2 separate regions of the Mus musculus genome follow, and region 2 is linked to region 1. Evidence: chromatin loops called from intact Hi-C (ENCODE). Cell type or tissue: left cerebral cortex. All regions are shown on one strand. Links, peaks and the distances in the headings refer to the core of each region. The heading gives the core; the rest is flanking DNA.

Region 1 (8,913 bases), core at 2,260-4,759:
TCCCCTCCTTTGAAACCTTACTGGGGAAAAAAAAAAGAAATAGAGAACTAGTCTACCTCCCAAAGGCTTTCTGAGGGTCAGAAGGATATACCATGTTCTGGACACTTTTTTTAAAATTTTAATTGTATTTGTAATTCATTTTTTACACTGCATATTCCAATCCACGCCCCTCCCCTCCCACCCTCCAACTGCTCCACATCCCATACTTCCTCCCACTACATCCTGTCTCCACATGGATGCCCACACCCTCTACCGCATCTAACCTCTAAACTCCCTGGGGCTACCAGTCTCTTGAGGGTTAGGTGCATCATCTCTGAATGAACATAGACCTGGAAGTCCTCTACTGAATGTGTGTTGAGGGCCTCATATCAGCTGGTGTATGCTGTCTGTTTGGTGGTCCAGTGTCTGAAAGATCTCGGGGGACCAGATTAATTAAGACTGCTGGTCCTCTTATAGGATCAATATTTTCCTCAAATTCTTTCATCCTTCCCTAATTCAGCAACAGTGGTCAGCTGCTTCTGTCCATTGGTTGGGTGCAGATATCTGCATCTGACTCTCTCAGCTGCTTGTTGGGTCTTTCTGAGGGCAATCATGATTGATCCCTTTTTGTGAGCACTCCATAGCCCCAGTAATAGTGTCAGGCCTTGGGCCCTCCCCTTGACCTGGATCCCACTTTGGGCCTGTTGCTGGACCTTCTTTTCCTTAGGCTCCTCTCCATTTCCATCCCTGTAATTCTTTCAGACAGAAACAATTATGGGTCAGAGGTGTGACTGTGGGGTGGAAACCCATACCTCACTTGATGTCCTATCTTCCTCCTGGAGGTGGACTCTATAAGTTCCCTCTTCTTACTGTCCGGCATTTCATCAAAGGTCCCTCCCTGTGAGTCCTGAGATCTGGACACTTTTAAACATTTTCAAATATGAGAATTTAATTTGATTTTAAATCCTAGAAGAATGCACTAAAAAGAACATGTTGGTTTGCAAATGAGAATTGGCCTTTATGCTTTAGTCAAATTTACTTAGTAAGTGTGGATAAATTTATATCAACTTAACACAGGCTACAGTCATATGAGAGGATGGAGCCCCAATTGAGAAAATGCCTCCACAAAATCTGGCTGTAGGACACATGTAGGGGGTTGTCTTAATTAGTGATTGATGTGGGAGTGTCCAGCCCATTGTGGTTGGGGCCATCCCTGGGCTGGTGGTCCTGGGTTTTATAAGAAAGCAGACTGAGCAAGCCATGGAGAACAAGCCAGTAAGCATCACCCCTCCGTGCCCTCTGCAGCAGCTCCTGCCTACAAGACTGGCTCTGTCTGAGTTGCTGTCTAGATGTCCTCCAGTGATAAGCAGGTATGTGGACGTGTAGGCTGAGTAAGCTCTTCCCTCCCCCTTCTGATCACGGTGCTTCAGCACAGCAATGGCAACCCTGAGACAGTGAGTTTATGAATTAAAAGTACAAACTGAAATAACAACCACAGAACAGAAAAACACACTTGTGAATTGTATATATGATATGGCTTTTGTGTTTGGCATAAGTAACTGGTACAGCTTAGGAAAAAAAAGCAATGCTTAATTTTGGGAAATGCAAATTAAAGCTACTATGAGACGCCAGCCCACTCCAGTTAGAATGGCTGTAATCAAATTAGCTGATAACAAATGTTGAAGAGAATGTGGAGAAAGAGGAACACTTATTCATTGCTGGTGGGTGTGCAGATTTCTGTAGCCATTATACAAAGCTGTGTGGAATTCCTCAAAGAATTTGCAATAGCATATAATGCAGCTATTTCACTGGACATTTACCCAGAAACCCTGTACCCTACCATTGAGATATCTGCACCCCAATAATTATAGTTGCTCCATCCTCTATAGCAAGGAAATGGAACCAACCTAGAGCTCCATCAACAAATTAATACACAATGCAAGTCTATCACACACACACACACACACACACACACACACACGGTGAAGTAGTGTTTGTCTCTACAGAAAGATGAATCACAAACTTTACAGGGATGTGGATAGACTTAGAATATATCATGTTAAGTGAGATCATTTGATCTCAGGAAGAAAACCCCATATGTCCTTTCTTGTTTGTGGATCCTAGCTCTAATGTCTGCATGTACACATGTAATTACATATATAACATTAGGAAGGAGAACATAAAGGGGTTGGGTTTGGTTTGGTTTGGTTTGGTTTGGTTTGGTTTGGTTTGGTTTGGTTTGGTTTTCAAGACAGGGTTTCTCTGTGTAGCCCTGGCTGTCCTGGAACTCACTCTGTAGACCAGGCTGGCCTGAACTCAGAGATTCCTCTGCCTCTGCCTCCCGAGTGCTGGGGTAAAGGTGTGCACCACCACCTGGCAATGGTGCAGTAATTGTAAAGAGACAAAGTGCTCCCTCATGGGCTCACACATATGATGTACCTGGTGTGGGCCCTTTGGATGCTCTCTCGAATGTAACCGGTTTTGACGTAAAACAGGTCCTTAGCAAGCAGTGTCCACGTGGGACTCCATGCGGGGCCGCTGCCTTACTGGGAGACCTGGATCTGAAGTTCTGTCTTTCATCCTTTGAATGCTCCTGTACAGTGTAGTTCTGGTAAGTACCACCAATTAGGGACCATAGTTCTTTAAACAAGAATTTCAGCTATAAAAACTATAGAGAGTGAAGACACTGAGATGTATGCTTAAATAGTCATAATTATGAATTTATAAAACAAATTCCAAGGAATGCTGACTCACTGCTACTGCATCTCAAATACTAACACACCCGGAATTACACACACTAAGAAGCTTCCTTTTTGTGGTTTTTTTGTTTTTGTTTTGTTTTTTAAAGATTTATTTATTATTATACTAAGTACACTGTAGCTGTCTTCAGGTGCACCAGAAGAGGGAGTCAGATCTCATTACGGATGGCTGTGAGCCACCATGTGGTTGCTGGGATTTGAACTCAGGACCTTTGTAAGAGTAGTCGGTGCTCTTAACCACTGAGCCATCTCTCCAGCCCGTGTTTCTTATTGTTACAATTCTAAAATATGCTATTGTTGGTGAGTGAAAGTGCTTTGCTTTAATATTTAGAAGTCAGAATAAAACAATTTTAGAGAAAGCACAGTTCTAGGATATTGCTGCCCCAGGAACAAGATGTCCAACTAAGTTACTAGACACATGGGAACGGGGGATCAACCTCATTAGTCACCGTGGAACTGCAGATCAAAAGGCAGCCAGTCTCACTTCATGACTATAATAGTCTCTAGCAAAAAGCTGAATGGATCCTCAAAGGATCTCCACATCTGGAGCCTTTCTTGCTTAGCTCCATCATGGAGCTGGGAGCCTGGTTACCAACCTTAGGGCAGCCCAGATGTGAGCTGCAGATCTCCTCGTGAACACCAGGGGAGCCACTGAACCATATACTCAACAGAAAAACTCCTGAGGGATGAACATGTCTTGCAGCCTGGTTTCCATCCCAGTTCTGACACACCTGGAGCCAGTTCCTTCACCTAACCATACTCTGTCCTCCTGGCTCTTTCCTGTATCTCTGAGAACTCCATTCTGCAAGAACAACCAATGTGGTCCCTTCCATCCTCCATCATCCATGGGAGAGATGGGAAATCCCAGGGCATTCACCAAGGAGAACAGAGCCATCCTGGGAAGGTTACGGAGGGCACGGGCAGACCTGAATCACATTTGGCCAGCACAGGAAGATGGGGAGGTCTCCCTGGCGCCCTCCATAGGAAGATGGAGCACACAGTCCTCTTTCCAGGACACACAGGTCACGTCCTCCTGCACACCCAGGATATGAAGCCCCTGAGACAACTTGTATCCTAGGATCAGACACATGACTGGTGCCATCAGTGACGATGGATCAGGTCCTACCCAGTCATCACTCAGCTAGGCCTTTCCCAACCCTCCAGATAACTCTGCCACTTCCTGCCTGGAGTAAACCCCACCTCTGTGAGCATTGAGAGCAGGGCACACAGGGCTCCCATGGGGGTTTGTGTCACTCTAGGCTATAGAAAGTACAGGAATTCCTGCTGCAGTTGACAGCCCCAAGGCCAGGGCACAGGGCACTCCTCAGCCTTGCTGCTCGGAGTATGTTCTAGAACACTGAACTGGAAAGAGGAATAGAAGGACGGGAGGCCCGCACTGACAGGAGAACAGCATTGTCAGACTCACAGGCTCCACCCCCAGCCCACGTGAATCTGGGAGGTGCCCTCCTCTGGGAGGAGAATCAACTCTGCTAAGAAGAGCAGGGCAGATACCTGGGCAGCCAGGCTTAGCAGTAGTGTTGGAGAAGAAGCTAGCAGGCAGGCAGCAGAGACATGGAGCTGGCCTCAGCACATCTCCACAAAGGGCAGGTTCCCTGGGTTGGACTACTGCTCACAGGTAAGGAGATATTCCTTCCCAGTAGAGAGCAGGGGAGCTCAGAGACTGGCTGGGGTCTTCTGGGAGAGGAAAGGAACCTGAGAAGGGACATCTGGCTTCTGCTTGAAGCCTGAGGGCAACAGGAAGCTCGGAGTATTTGTGAATGTGAATTGGCAAATGGTGAGGAGAAACTCAGTTCTTCCCTATTGTTAAGTTTATCGCGCTGGCTAGGATATCCTGAAGACTGAAGTCCACAACTCTGTCAGGGTGACTCTCCACGTATAAACCAAACTGGGGCAAATAAACAGCATCCATACTACACTGAGAAATTTGCAAATACACTAGGCTCTGGGACACTGATTTGTACACGGGTATGTGAGCGTGTTCCGGGTAGCAGGGACTAAGCCAAAATCCACCTAGCCTCACAAAACCTCACAAAGCCCTACTTCTACTGGGCAGAAAGACAGACCAGCAAGGATATCTAGGTGGGGTCAGGTTGGCAAGCACTTCAGAAAATACAAAGCAGAGAAAGACCAGAAAATAAAGGCACAGGGTCTTTATAGAAAGTCAGAAAATATAGCCCTACATCCAGCAAAGACTCTGAGTGTGAGCTGGGGTCTGAGGGCAGTGAGCGGTGAGCTGTGTGAATGCCTGAGAAGAGCGTTTCCTACAGTGGAAAGATGCAGCGTTGCTGAGGAATGGAGGTGATGAGGCTGGCTGCCACTCAATAGGACACGCACTCACAGCAAGGCTGAGAGGTTTTGCAAAGGTCCTAACATTGATAGGTCTTTCTCTCTTCCCTCTTAGCCTCACTTTTAACTTACTGGAGCCCTGCCACTACTGCCCAAGTCACCGTTGAGGCTGTGCCGCCCAACGTTACTGCAGACAACAATGTTCTTCTACTTGTTCACAATCTGCCGCAGACGCTCCGAGTCTTTTACTGGTACAAGGGAAACAGTGGGGCTGGACACAATGAAATTGGACGATTTGTAACATCCATTAATAGGAGTAAAATGGGGCTTGCACACAGCGGCAGAGAGACAATATATAGCAATGGATCCCTGTTCTTCCAAAGTGTCACCAAGAATGATGAGGGAGTCTACACATTATATATGCTAGATCAAAACTTTGAAATTACTCCGATTTCTGTGCGATTTCATGTACACCGTAAGTAATTCTCTGTAACCTCGGGGTCATGGGTAGAGCTAATCCTGCTTCCCACACAGCACTGACAAGCCTTGATGACTCAACTATGTCCCCTACATTGTGGTGGGAACATTTAGTTCGGGGCACACAGAGGGGAGAAATACAGCAATAAACCGAGATGCCTCACTTGGACTCACTCCTTCAGAAAAGAGATTGTGAGGTAACTCAGTGTGAGGATGTCAGACTCTGCACAGTAACTTAGGCTGCTTATCCTGAGCATGGCCTCGAGAAAGACCCTTCAGGGCTCAAGCAGGGCCTGCCTGAGGAAACCATGAGAATCTCACGGAGAGGTGAGCACCAGGAAACTGCTCCAGACCCAGCCTGGACTCCAGGAACCCTGGGAAGTTGTTAGCCTGGGTTGAGATTTGCCCTCTTGTTAGAGCTGACAGGGACAACGGTTGATTGTAGGCTGGTAGGCTGTTGACAGTCAGCCTAGACTAGAGCCATGTCTGAGGTAGGTCACCTGGGTATCTCCTCCTGAGACCCAGTGTGCGCTGTGTACATGGAGAGGTATGAAAGACAACTAGCCAACTGTTGTGATGTTCCTGTGAGACTTTCCAGGAAGGACAAGAGCCCTAAAATGATAGGAGAAAACCGTGTACAAATGGCAGCTCCTTGCTCTCCAGGGTGTCAGGCCCAGGGATTATTTCCTGCAGCAAATAGTAACAGACTCTGGTCTATGGAAGGTCAGATCATTGCTCCTTTTAAGGTTAACTTGCAGGCATGGCAATGATCATTTACCAACGTGCACTGTTATAGGAAAACTGGGGGTAGGAAATAGCTATTGAGTCATGGCTCCATATGCCTCGGAGTGTCTGTGGCACTAGCTTGTCTGTCCTCAGCCACACCCTGGGGACCTTATTAGCTATCCATGCATTGGAGAGGAGCAGTGGGTTCAGAGATGTTGGTTTCAGGCATGCACAGCCTGAGTGGAAGCCTGGTCCAGGAAATGAAAGTGTTGAGCAGAAGTCAGCTTTCCTCAACAGAAGCCAGGCCTGACCAGCCCACACTCTCTTCACTAGACTTGGAATCACAGGGTCCCAGGTATGCTGGTGTCCTTCCTAGCAGAGGATGAAGGAGAAGGCTTTGTTTTCTCCCACAAGAGCCTGCAACCAGCATGAGGAAGAGTGTATAATTAGCTCTTACTGTGATGGAGGAAGAGGGAAGGAATGAGCTGGAAGCCCCTTACTTACTGAGCCAGAGTCTCCTGACAGGGTCAGTGAGAATTAAATTAGGTATTGTAGGAGGGGGTCACAGCAAGACTGAGACTGTGTCAATATTATTGCAAGAAATCAGACATTTTTATACTCTTGTCAGAAAGAGAATATAATGGTGGTTACCAGGAAGAACACAATTGTAGTTGCCATGATAAAATGACAGTATTCGAGCTGGACAGGGTCCCCAAAGAATAATGTCCGAGACTAATTGTTCTGCCAAACTCTATTTGCTCTGCTGACTTCTAGAGAATGCAGAGATACAAAGATAGCTTAAATCTCCCCTGCCTGAGGGGGGCATCTAACTGAAAGGCATGAGGTGCCCCAGGAGCCATGGGCTCGAACCTGAAAACCTAGGTTAGGAACCTCTTAGGGCTGCTACACCAGGCTGAATGCAAGAGTCCCTGACACCCCCTTTTTGATTTTTTTTTTTTTTTTTAAGATTTATTTATTTACTATATGTAAGTACACTGTAGTTGTCTTCAGATACACCAGAAGAGGGCACCAGATCTCATTACGGGTGGTTGTGAGCCACCATGTGGTTGCTGGGATTTGAACTTCAGACCTTCGGAAGAGCAGTCGGGTGCCCTTACCCACTGAGCCATCTCACCAGCCCCCCCTTTTTGATTTTTAATTTCAGAGTATGCAAGTCAATCTTTAAAGTAGATATGAAGAACCGAATTAATATTAAGGCTATAATGCTTCCCAATGTGACAACAACAACAACAAATTCCCAGAGACATTCTTATGGACCGAAGTTTAATTATAGACAGAAAAAGAATGAGCAAACATCTTTGCTAGGTTTTATATGCCCTGAGGAGAACCACAAACGTATCTTTAGGTCCAGAGAATTTCTGAATCTGATTTGATGTAACATCTCTCCAGTGGACCATGGCTTTAGAGGAGGAGGTCAGAGAAGATAAGACTCTGAGTGTGAGCTGGGATCTGAGGGCAGTGAGCAGTGAGCTGTGTGAATGCCCGAGAAGAGCATTTCGTACAGTGGAAAGCTGTAGCATTGCTGAGGAGTGGAGGTGGTACTGCTGGCTGCCACCCAATAGGACACAGGCACAGCAAGGCTGAGAGGTTTTGCAAAGGTCCTAAGATTGATAGATCTTTCTCTCTTCCTCTTAGCCTCACTTTTACCCTCCTTGAGCCCTCCCACCACTGGCCAAGTCACCGTTGAGGCTGTGCGGCCCAACGTTGCCGAAGGGGAAAACGTTCTTCTACTTGTTCACAATCTGCCACGGACGCTCCGAGCAATTTACTGGTACAGGGGAACCACTGCGGGTGAAAGAAATGAAATTGCACGATTTATAACAGCCTCCAATAAGATTATATTGGGGCCTGCACACAGCGACAGAGAGATCATATACAACAATGGATCCCTGTTCTTCCAAGGTGTCACCAAGAATGATGAGGGAGCCTACGCACTAGATATGCTATTTCAAAACTTCGATCATACCCTAATGCCTGTGCAATTTAATGTTCACGGTAAGTAATTCTCTTTAACCTCTGCGTCGTGGGTAGAGCTAATCCTACTTTACAAATTTACAATTTTTAGGTACATAATTTAGAAGGTAATATTCTATGAGGAGTAGCCATACTACCCTTCTCCCTTTCCTTTGTTTTAAAATAATGTTGAAATTGTCCATTGGCTCTGTCAACAAATGATTTGCCCTGAGTTTTCTATGGTATGCCTCTGATATGGGTTATATCAAACTTTTGGCAAAATTCTGTAAAATACTTAGAATTGTACACAATGGCATTGCCCATTTTTAATATTTTACAGATGCCTAAAAGAGCAAATCCTTAGAATAAAAACGAGTTGGCATCCTTAACTGCTTCTCCAGATAGGGGGACAGTAGCAATAAGCAAAGAGGAAGTGTATCCAGAATGACACGAACATATTTTAATTTCCTAAATCTGGGGACATAAGTAGTGTCCATGTGACAGATATGACTTGGCAAAAATCCTCCAGGAGTCATGGCATAAGAGAGTAGAGGTTGGTATTATCTCTTACACATGAAGGGCATCCATTAACTATCAGGAGAGCCTGCTATTTAGTTAGTGAAGCTTGGTTTTAATGATGAAGTGTTTTGGTGAAAGTGTGCATGGGATTCTTGTATTTTCTTTAGGTTGT
Region 2 (8,913 bases), core at 2,550-5,049, 51 kb after region 1:
TGCAGATTATGGTCTATGGGGGCCTCGCAGTCACTCTAAGACCCCTGGATCTCTCTGTCCATTGCCCATCTCTTTCCTCTCTTATCACACGTGCAACTGTGCGTTCCCTGCACAGCTTGCTTCTCTCCTCCCTTCCCATATTAATGGCTGACTGTCCCATTCCCTTCCTGTCTACACCTGTAGCCAGACCATGCCTGCAGAACAGAAGTAGAGAACACAGAAGGCAGAAAAGGTCCCGCCATTAGACAAAAAGGTCTCGCTGCCTGTGTCTGACCCAGGTCTCTTTTGTGACTGGTGTGTGACATAAGCCACAGACAAGACAGAGAAATTACTCCTGTCTGTACTGATTCGCGGTATACTGATTCCCAGGGAGACAGGCTGCAGGCCACAGAGTTCCTGGCTCCTTCTCAATATGTCACTGCTTCCTAAAACCTTCAAGAGGGGGCGGTATCATCTAGTGCTGGCATGGGCTAACCCACCTCCACACACAACTATGTTCTCAGGATGTCTCTATTGTCAGCTCAAGTCTAGGACTTTGCTGTCAATCTGCCCCGTCTGGGAGAACTTGCCACAGCTTGACTTGTGGTTTCTAGGGGGGTCAGAGTAAAGGGATAAAGCATTTTGCACGCATTTATTGGCTCCAAGCCACTTTGCTAGACTCTCCAGAGCAGCTACTCTTCGAAATATGGCGTGTCATTTGTCCACATTTAGTGTCACAGACAAGGCACACTTCCTGTGAGTCATTCCATCCGTTTCACAGGACTCACGACAGGAGAATCATACGCAGTCCTGAAGGGCTGTAGACTTTAGTCTAAGGCTGACTGCACTCTAGAGAGACTTTCCTCTTAGACACAAGAACAAGGCTTTCTACCTGAGTCCTGTCTGTCCCCCTCACTCTGACACTGGGATCCAGGATGACTGCTGAGCTAATATTGGTCTTGCTTCAAGTCTTCTCTGTGTGGTTTCTGATCACTGCTCTTGGGCTTAGAATAGACTGTGGGCCATGGGATGTCACATGCTGACTTGTCAACATGACAGCCTGGGAAAGCCAAGCCTCAGGCTGAGCAGTGGAGAGCAACACAGCAGACAGGACTCAAGCACACCATGACCTAAGTGTTTGGTTTCAGCCCCATCAAGGTGCTGAGGTGCGTATTTTACACACCAAAGCAGACCTGGCCTCCAGGTTCCCCCAGCATCCCTCAGTCCCTACCTGTCATACCCAGCCTCCAACCTGAACTTTCCAGCCCAGGGTGGGGCTGCCCTTCCCCCAGAGGTTCTTCCCCATATACTCCAGACATTTTGGTCTCTCTCTTCTTTCTCTCTGCACCTGCATGTGCGCCCTTTCCCTCTTTCTCTTCCCCTTTCCCCACTTCTATCTCCCCATGGTGACTTCCCTGGCATTGGTCCTTGGGGCCAGTGAACTCAACCAAGAGCAGCTTCCCAACAAACCTGAATTTAATATAATCTCATCTGTCTTGAATTGGCTCCTTTCACCAGTGAAGAAATAACTCATCACTAAGGTCAGGCAGTGAGGGCAGGAGAGCCAGGCAGGACTACTGCTGCCATTCCCAGGTCAGTCCACATCCAAACTCTGCCACTCAGCTCCCATGTGAGAAAGCCAGTGATTCTCCAACACCCGAGGGCCTGAGTGCCCAGGGCCTTGTGTATCTGTCTGTGGCTCACTCCTCCTTGGTGGACGGGTGAGAGATGCACACCCTTATTAGGGAGAGGACTTTCCAGGTATCCAGTACCACAGAGATCACTCTTTTCTGTTATCTACACAGCTCTCTTAAGCAAGCCCTCCATAACAAGCAACAGGACCACTGCTGTGGAGGGTCAAGACACTGTTGAGTTAACTTGCGAACCTCCCTTCCAGAAAACAACCTACCTGTGGCATCTAAACGGTAAGAAGCTTCACATTGGCGACCGCGTCGTCCTGTCTCGGGGTAATGCAACTCTCACTTTGTTCAAGGTCTCTAGGCATTTCAGAGGACACTATGAGTGCGAAGCTAAGAACCCGCTGAGTGCCTTCCATAGTGACCCGTTCACTCTGGATGTTTTCTGTGAGTAACTTCTATTCCTCTCTTATCCCTGCAGCTCAATACACGTCCAATACACGTCCATGACACTGACTCTTGCCCCTGAACCAGACTGGCCACCCCGTCTGCTCCAATGGTCTACATCCTGGCAGACCAAGACTTTAGACAGACAGTAAAGGGGCTGAGGATCAGTGCTAGTGACAGAAAGCAGGGCATGACACATGTTTGAGTTTTTTTAATTGACAGGGTGTGAGTGGAATCCTCTGTGTGTGTTTGTGGAATGTTAGAGAGGGACCTGAAGCCCTCAGAGGAAACTGCTTTATGACTTATCCAAGGGCCAGCCCTGCCTGTCACAATTGTAAGGCAAGGTTGTCACCCTGCTCAGGGACACACTGACCTTCTTCAGAACAGGATCTTTCTGTGTCCTTTATGGCATCACGTCTTTCTCTTTCCCCCAGATGGCCCAGATACCCCCGAAATATTTCCCCCAAACAAATACTTTGAGGAAGGCAAGAGCATGTGGATCTCCTGCCAAACAGTGTCTCACCCCAAAGCACACTATTCCTGGAATATCAATGGAAAACCCTGGAATTCTAGACAAGAGATATCTATCTACCAGGTCGGCATACGTAATAATGGACTGTATACCTGCCTCGTCAATAACCCAGCGACTGGCCGCAATAATTCCAAAGACAAAGAAGTTATAATAGTTGGTAAGTGGCTTCTTGGAACATCAGGGTCAATCTCTGGGTGTGGGCTCTGGTTTTCTATAAAGAGCAGAGGAAGGAAATCCGTGGCTCCTGTTCATGGTTGCAAGCAAACCCTGGTCCTCCTCTGGGGTGCCTTGACCCAGGAGACACTCTTTACTCCTGAATACACTGACTTCTGTCTGCTGACTTGGGGTTCAATGTGGATTTCAAAGAAGGATATTCTAAATGTCACAAGCCTCCGGCACGATTAGTACATGCTAAGGGGGGGGGGGGGTCCTGCTGCTCCTTCATCCTCTGGGTTGCCTCTTGTCTTTTACACTCTCCATAATCTACAAAGGACACCAGGACACTAGAATATGCTCACACCACTTTTTGCCCACCTGTGAGGTTGGGAACACTTTGCCCCCAACAGAGGGTACAAAGAAGTTGACGGCTCTCCCTGGTTCTGCTCCTGCCCTGCTGACTGGTTCTATTCTGACTCCACCTGCAGTCGGACAGGATGGTTGGAGAGTTACCGCGAAACACCTATCCAGGATCTGGATAAACCCTGAAGCCAGTCAATGCCACAACCTTCATGGGGTCAGGAGTTTGATACTGAGAAAAAAAGTGAGCTTTGGAGTAGATGTCCCTAAGCCAGGTCCTTGCTCTGATGATGTTTCGTGGGAGGTTGTGGACACTTGGTGCACAGGAGAGAACAGATGGTTTCACTGTGGGATTCCTGCTTGGGAGGGAAAGGAAACATGGAAGAGCACAATGGGTAAAGAGATGGCTCAGCCAATAAAGTGTCTCCCACAATGACACCCTTACTCCAACTAGGCCACATCTCCTAATAGTGCCACTCCCTGGGCTAGCATATTCAAGCCAGCACAATATGAATGTACATACATATGTACGTATGTATGTGTGTATGTATGAAAATAAGAAGTGAAAGCAAGAATGTAATATCTGTCTAGAGAGAGAGACATAATATCTATATATAGGTAATGTCTATATAGAGAAATAATTATAGAAGGAGTGTGAATAAAGTATAGTAAGATGTGTTTCTTGAAAATGTCATAATGAAGCTTATTATTTTGTATGAAAATCTAGAGTTCCCTGATGGTAAAGATGTTGGACATTGGAGCCTAGAAGAGATGCTTGTTATGAAAGCTAGAGACGTGTCCCAGGGTAATGCCAGGAGACATGGGAGAAGAGAGGAGGTTTAAACAGCTTCCTCACTCTCCCTATAGACTGTCTCCTGAACCAAGATGGAGGGAATCTCTGCAGTGCTGGAGACAACTTCAGGGCCATCTTACACTTCATACTCTGGTCCCCAAGAGCTGGCTGAAACCTTTCTGTAAAGAAAGACTCCTTTTAGCAGGTCCTCTCTTCTATACTTTAACAGAGAAATTGCCAAAGCCCCATATCCAAGTCAAAAACGAAACAGTCTTAGAACGTCATTTTGTGGACCTGACCTGCGTACTGGAAAATACTGGAGTTTCCATCGGGTGGATATTCAACAATCAGAAACTGAAGGCCACAGATAGAGTGTCGTTCTCCTGGAACAACAGAAGGCTCACCATAGACCCAGTCACCAAGGAGGATGCCGGAGCATACCAGTGTGAGGTCTCCAACCCCCTCAACACCAGGCAGAGTGATCCAGTCAAGCTGGCTGTGCTCTGTGAGTGACCAGGTTTCTTTCCCTCTGACATGTTACTAGGGGATTTCTTTGGGGGTTTTTTGTTCTTTTTTGTTTTTGTTTTGGCTTTTGGGGGTATTATTTATTTATTTACATCCCAAACATTGCCCCCCTCCTGGTTCCCCCTCACAGAGTCCCTCCCCTCAGCCCCCTCCCCTTTGCCTCTGAGAGGGTGGGCCCCACCAGGGGGTTTCTTAAAAGCTTATTATTATTGGGTAGCACACAGGTACCATAGTACACACGTGGAGATCAGAAGACGCGCTTAGGTTTCTCCCCTTTACCTCTACCTGGGTTATAGGGACCCAACTCAGTCAGTTTTGTTCATGACACTATTGAACTGTACCATCTCCAAGTACTAGGGGATTCTTTACCGATAGTGTGCAAAACAGACGACAGGCCCAGGGAAGAGAATGTCAGCTGAGACACCTGTATAGTGAGGCATGCTATCATCCATTATTACCCCACACTTGGGAGGCTGAGGCAGGAGGATGGAGAGAAAGACCAGCCTGAGCTACAGACCAAGAACCTCTCTCTAAGTTACATATACACAAATAGAACCCAAACTGTAAACCCAATACAAAGTCAATTACTAAGAGTCAAGCTCTGAGTCTGGCACCTGATCCTTGGGATCCATGGGCAAATGGCTCCAGGAGACCCACTGATAACAGCATCCATGGATGGTCTTGTCCCTTGCAAAAATGGCAGTGTTTCAGGGTAAGTCTGCATGCCCTCACACCTACTGTGTGTCATGTTCAGACTCCAGCATGAGACACAACACCAGAACTAGACAAAGTGCACTGCTCTGGTGGTGAGAGCCAGGCCAGGACACGTCTGTGCAGTTTTCCGATTGCTCTGAGAGGCTTTGTGTGGCTGAGGTCTTTTTGCTGCTTTGGGGAACCGTGTCCCAGCCCAGGCTTCCTCTCAGGATGGAGATGATGATTGTCATGAACTCTGATCCTCCTGCCTCCACAGCCAGGTGCTGCTCCTACAGATGTGCACCCCACCTCTGGGTTTTTCTGAATATTTCTGATGACCTGAGATTGATTTAATCCAGGGAGATGAAAGCCATGGGTGGAGAAGGCATTGCTTCCTCTCCTGTGCCGTTTACCTTGACCTTGCGCAAGAGGCTTTTCTGTATGGTGTTTTTATGGTAAATTACATATAATATATGTAACTATATTTATATACGTTATATGTAATTTGTATAATTATAAATATATAATAGTATCTATAACATACATTATATCTGTATATGTTATGCATTATATGTTTATGTTGTTATATGTATTACATGTTACATACTATACATTACATATTATTTATTAATTTATATTTTATTATGTAAGTTTATATGATATACATGTTATATATTTATAATGTATATAAATTATAATATAAAATATAATATATTTGTGGTATATTATATATGGTATTTTTGGTTTTAGCTATTCTAAAGTATATATCTAATATATAGGAATATAAAATATTACATATTATATATTTTAATCTATAATATATGTAAAATATAATCTATATTGATGACCTACATTATATAATATATACAATATATATTATGTATGGTATTTCTTGTTTTAGCTATTTTGAAGTGTACATTTACAGGGTTGTGTAGCCATGGTCCATTTCCAGATCATTTCAATACACAAGTCTTCATAGTCACTATATGTTAGCTTTAGGGACAGTGACAAGCAGGTATGTGGATCACCAGCACCCATATATAAGCAGGATGTGGCAGGAAATGTCAAGGTAGAGACAGAATAGCCAGGCTAGCCAATTGATGCACTACAGATCTATGAGATCCTCTGTCCCAAAAAAGAAGAAGAAACAAGTGACGAACTAATTGTGGATGACCTCAACATCAACTTCTGGTTTCCATGTAGATATGCACACATGCGCACATGCAGTCACATACAGAACCAGTAGCCCCTCCTGCTTCAGCTCCTGTAACTATCATTCTACAATGTAACCAACTACCCCAGGCCTTTCACATTAGCAGAGTAACACATGAACAATTCTTTATATCATCGTTCTTCACTAGCTATATTGTTTCTCTTTCCCCTGCCCCGCCATAGGGTTTCTCTATGTAGCCCTGGCTGTCCTGAAACTCATTCTGTAGACCAGGTTAGCCGAACTCACAGAGATCCACCAGCCTTTGCCTCTCAAGGGCTAGGATTAAGCATGTTTGCCACCACTCCCAGTATTTTTTTAAATGTCAGGTCTCTTTCTTCTTTTTGAATTTGGGCTGTTTGTGGTTTTTACTGTGACTATTGTTGAGTCAGGAGAAGTCTTTATGTATTTTGACTCATGTTCACATTAACAATACATAACATTTTTTAGCAGTTGAAAAGATCTTTCCACTTTCTTGATAACAACCTTGGTCTATTACTTGTTAATAGTGATTTAACCAGCATCCTAGCTGTACATACTTTGGAGACGTAGAATGTGTTCTTTGATATCTGTGTACAAGGCAGAGTGTTTAAGTTAGCCAATTAGTATCCATTACCTCATTTATCTCCCATTTGTTATGATGAGACATTTGAAATTCATTGTAGCTACCTTGAAATATAATTCTCTATAGGTTACTTCTAATCTGTTCCTCTTCCGATGTGAAATTTATATCCTGCTACCAACAGCTCCTTAGTATTTTCTTCCTATGCCCAATCCCTAATAAGCACCTTTCAGCCTTCTATTTACAAAGAAGTTCAGCTTTTTAACTGGGCAGCTGTTTCCTCTGAAATAAACATGTGGTTGCGGTCAGAAGGAATGCAAACTCACAAGTCTCAAGAAGCTCCTGAAACTAACAGTACCCACTCACCTCTCCCTGAGGCTGTATAGAGTAACTGTTTCTGGGAGAGTAGGCTTTCCCATCCACCAATACAGATTTGTGAGCTGTTACCCATGCTGAGATGGACTTGTCTGTGATGTGGCTGCCTTCTAGTCATTCATGTTTCTGTTAAGTAACCCTTTGGCCATGTTCCTATAAGTAACTTCAATAAACTCACTGATTCACTGTGCTCAATTCTGGTAAAATCACTTCTTTGATCAGTCAAAGTGACACAACACAATTGGCATCTGAATAAAAACTTATAGTCATACCAGGCTCAGTTCAATGATTGGCTGTGAGTATCTGTATCTGCATCTGTATTGGTCAGGTGCTGGTAGAACCTTCCAAGAAACAGCCATACCAGGTTCCTGTCAGCAAGTGCTTCTTGGCATCAGCAAAAGTGTGGAGGTTTGGTGTCTGCAGATAAGATGGATTCCTAGGTCGGGGGGTGGGGGTGTCTCTGGAAGGCCTTTCCTTCCGTCTCTGTTCCATTTTTTGTCCCTGTCTTTCCCTTAGACAGGAACATTCCTGGTTTAACAACTTTGAGATGGGTGGGCAGCCCCATCCCTCAACTGGAGGCTGTGCCTATCTACTGGAGATGGTCTCTACAGGTTCTATCTTCCCTTTGTTGAGTATTTTGGCTCAAGTTATCCTCTTTGGGTCCTGGGAGCCTCTTGCTTCCCTGGAGTCTGGAACGTTCTAATGGCTATCCCCAGTTCTCCAACCCCCACTGCTACATATTTCTATTCGACTTCCTGAGCCTCTGTACTTCTCTCCTGTCCCTTCCAATACCTGATCCTGCCCCGCCTTTTTTGCCCTCCCCATCCTCTCTCCCTCCCAGGTGCCTCCCTCCTCTATTTCCTGTGATTATTTTGTCCCCCCTTCTATATAGGATTGAAGCACCAACTTTGGTCTTTCTTTTCCTTAAGGTCCATATGGTTTGTGGGTTGTATTGTGCGTATTCAAAGCTTTGGGGCTAATATCCACTTGTCAGTGAATACATACCATGTGTGTTCTTTTGTGTCTGGGTTACCTCACTCAGGATGATATTTCCTAATTCCATCCATTTGCCTGTGAATTTCATAAGGTCATTGTTTTTAATAGCTGAGCAGTACTTCATTGTGTAAATGTACCACATTTTCTTTATTCATTCTTCTGTTGAAGGACATCTGGCTTGTTCCCAGCTTCTGGCTATTATATATAAGGCTGCTATAAACATAGTAGAGCATGTGTCTTTGTTATATGTTGGAACATCTTTTGGACATATTCCCAGTAGTGGTATAGCTGGGTCTTCAGGTAAAACCATTTCTAATTTTCTGAGGAACCATTGGATTGATTTCCAAAGTGATTTTGCCAGCTTCCAGTACCACAGCAATGAAGGAGTGCTACTTTTTCTCCACATCATCTCCAGCATCTGCTGTCACCTGGATTTTTGATCTTAGCCATTCTGATTGGTTGAGATGGAATCTCAGGGTCATTTTGATTTGCATTTCCCTGATGACTACTAAGGATGTCTTTTAAGTGCTTCTCGGCAATTCCAGATTCCTCCGTTTTGAATTCTTTGTTTAGCTCTGTACCCTATTTTCAATAGGGTTATTTGGTTTCCTGAAGTCTAACTTCTTGAGTTCTTTGTATATTTTGGAT

Evidence for each region. Hi-C counts contacts between places; a loop is a spot of excess contacts. Peaks named below come from ENCODE experiments on the same cell type or tissue, not always from the same donor. Only the 100,000 strongest peaks of a DNase experiment are listed, where the experiment ranks them.
Region 2: it touches region 1 in a loop (3.0-fold over the local background); 2 of 42 quality-filtered maps call a loop at or near these places.

The regions. Positions count from the first base shown.
Region 1 is chr7:24,772,966-24,781,878 of GRCm38, forward strand. It overlaps Ceacam10 (carcinoembryonic antigen-related cell adhesion molecule 10), which reads left to right and starts at 4,239. Exons shown (of 4, transcript NM_007675.4): 1 at 4,239-4,374; 2 at 5,161-5,520; 3 at 7,905-8,264. The coding sequence starts at 4,311. In left cerebral cortex, for the core only: a CTCF peak has its summit at 3,369; no DNase peak of the experiment used is centred there.
Region 2 is chr7:24,823,967-24,832,879 of GRCm38, forward strand. It overlaps the pseudogene Gm5893. Among named protein-coding and RNA genes, the nearest start is that of Gm38965, 25 kb to the right of the region's middle. In left cerebral cortex, for the core only: no CTCF peak of the experiment used is centred there; no DNase peak of the experiment used is centred there.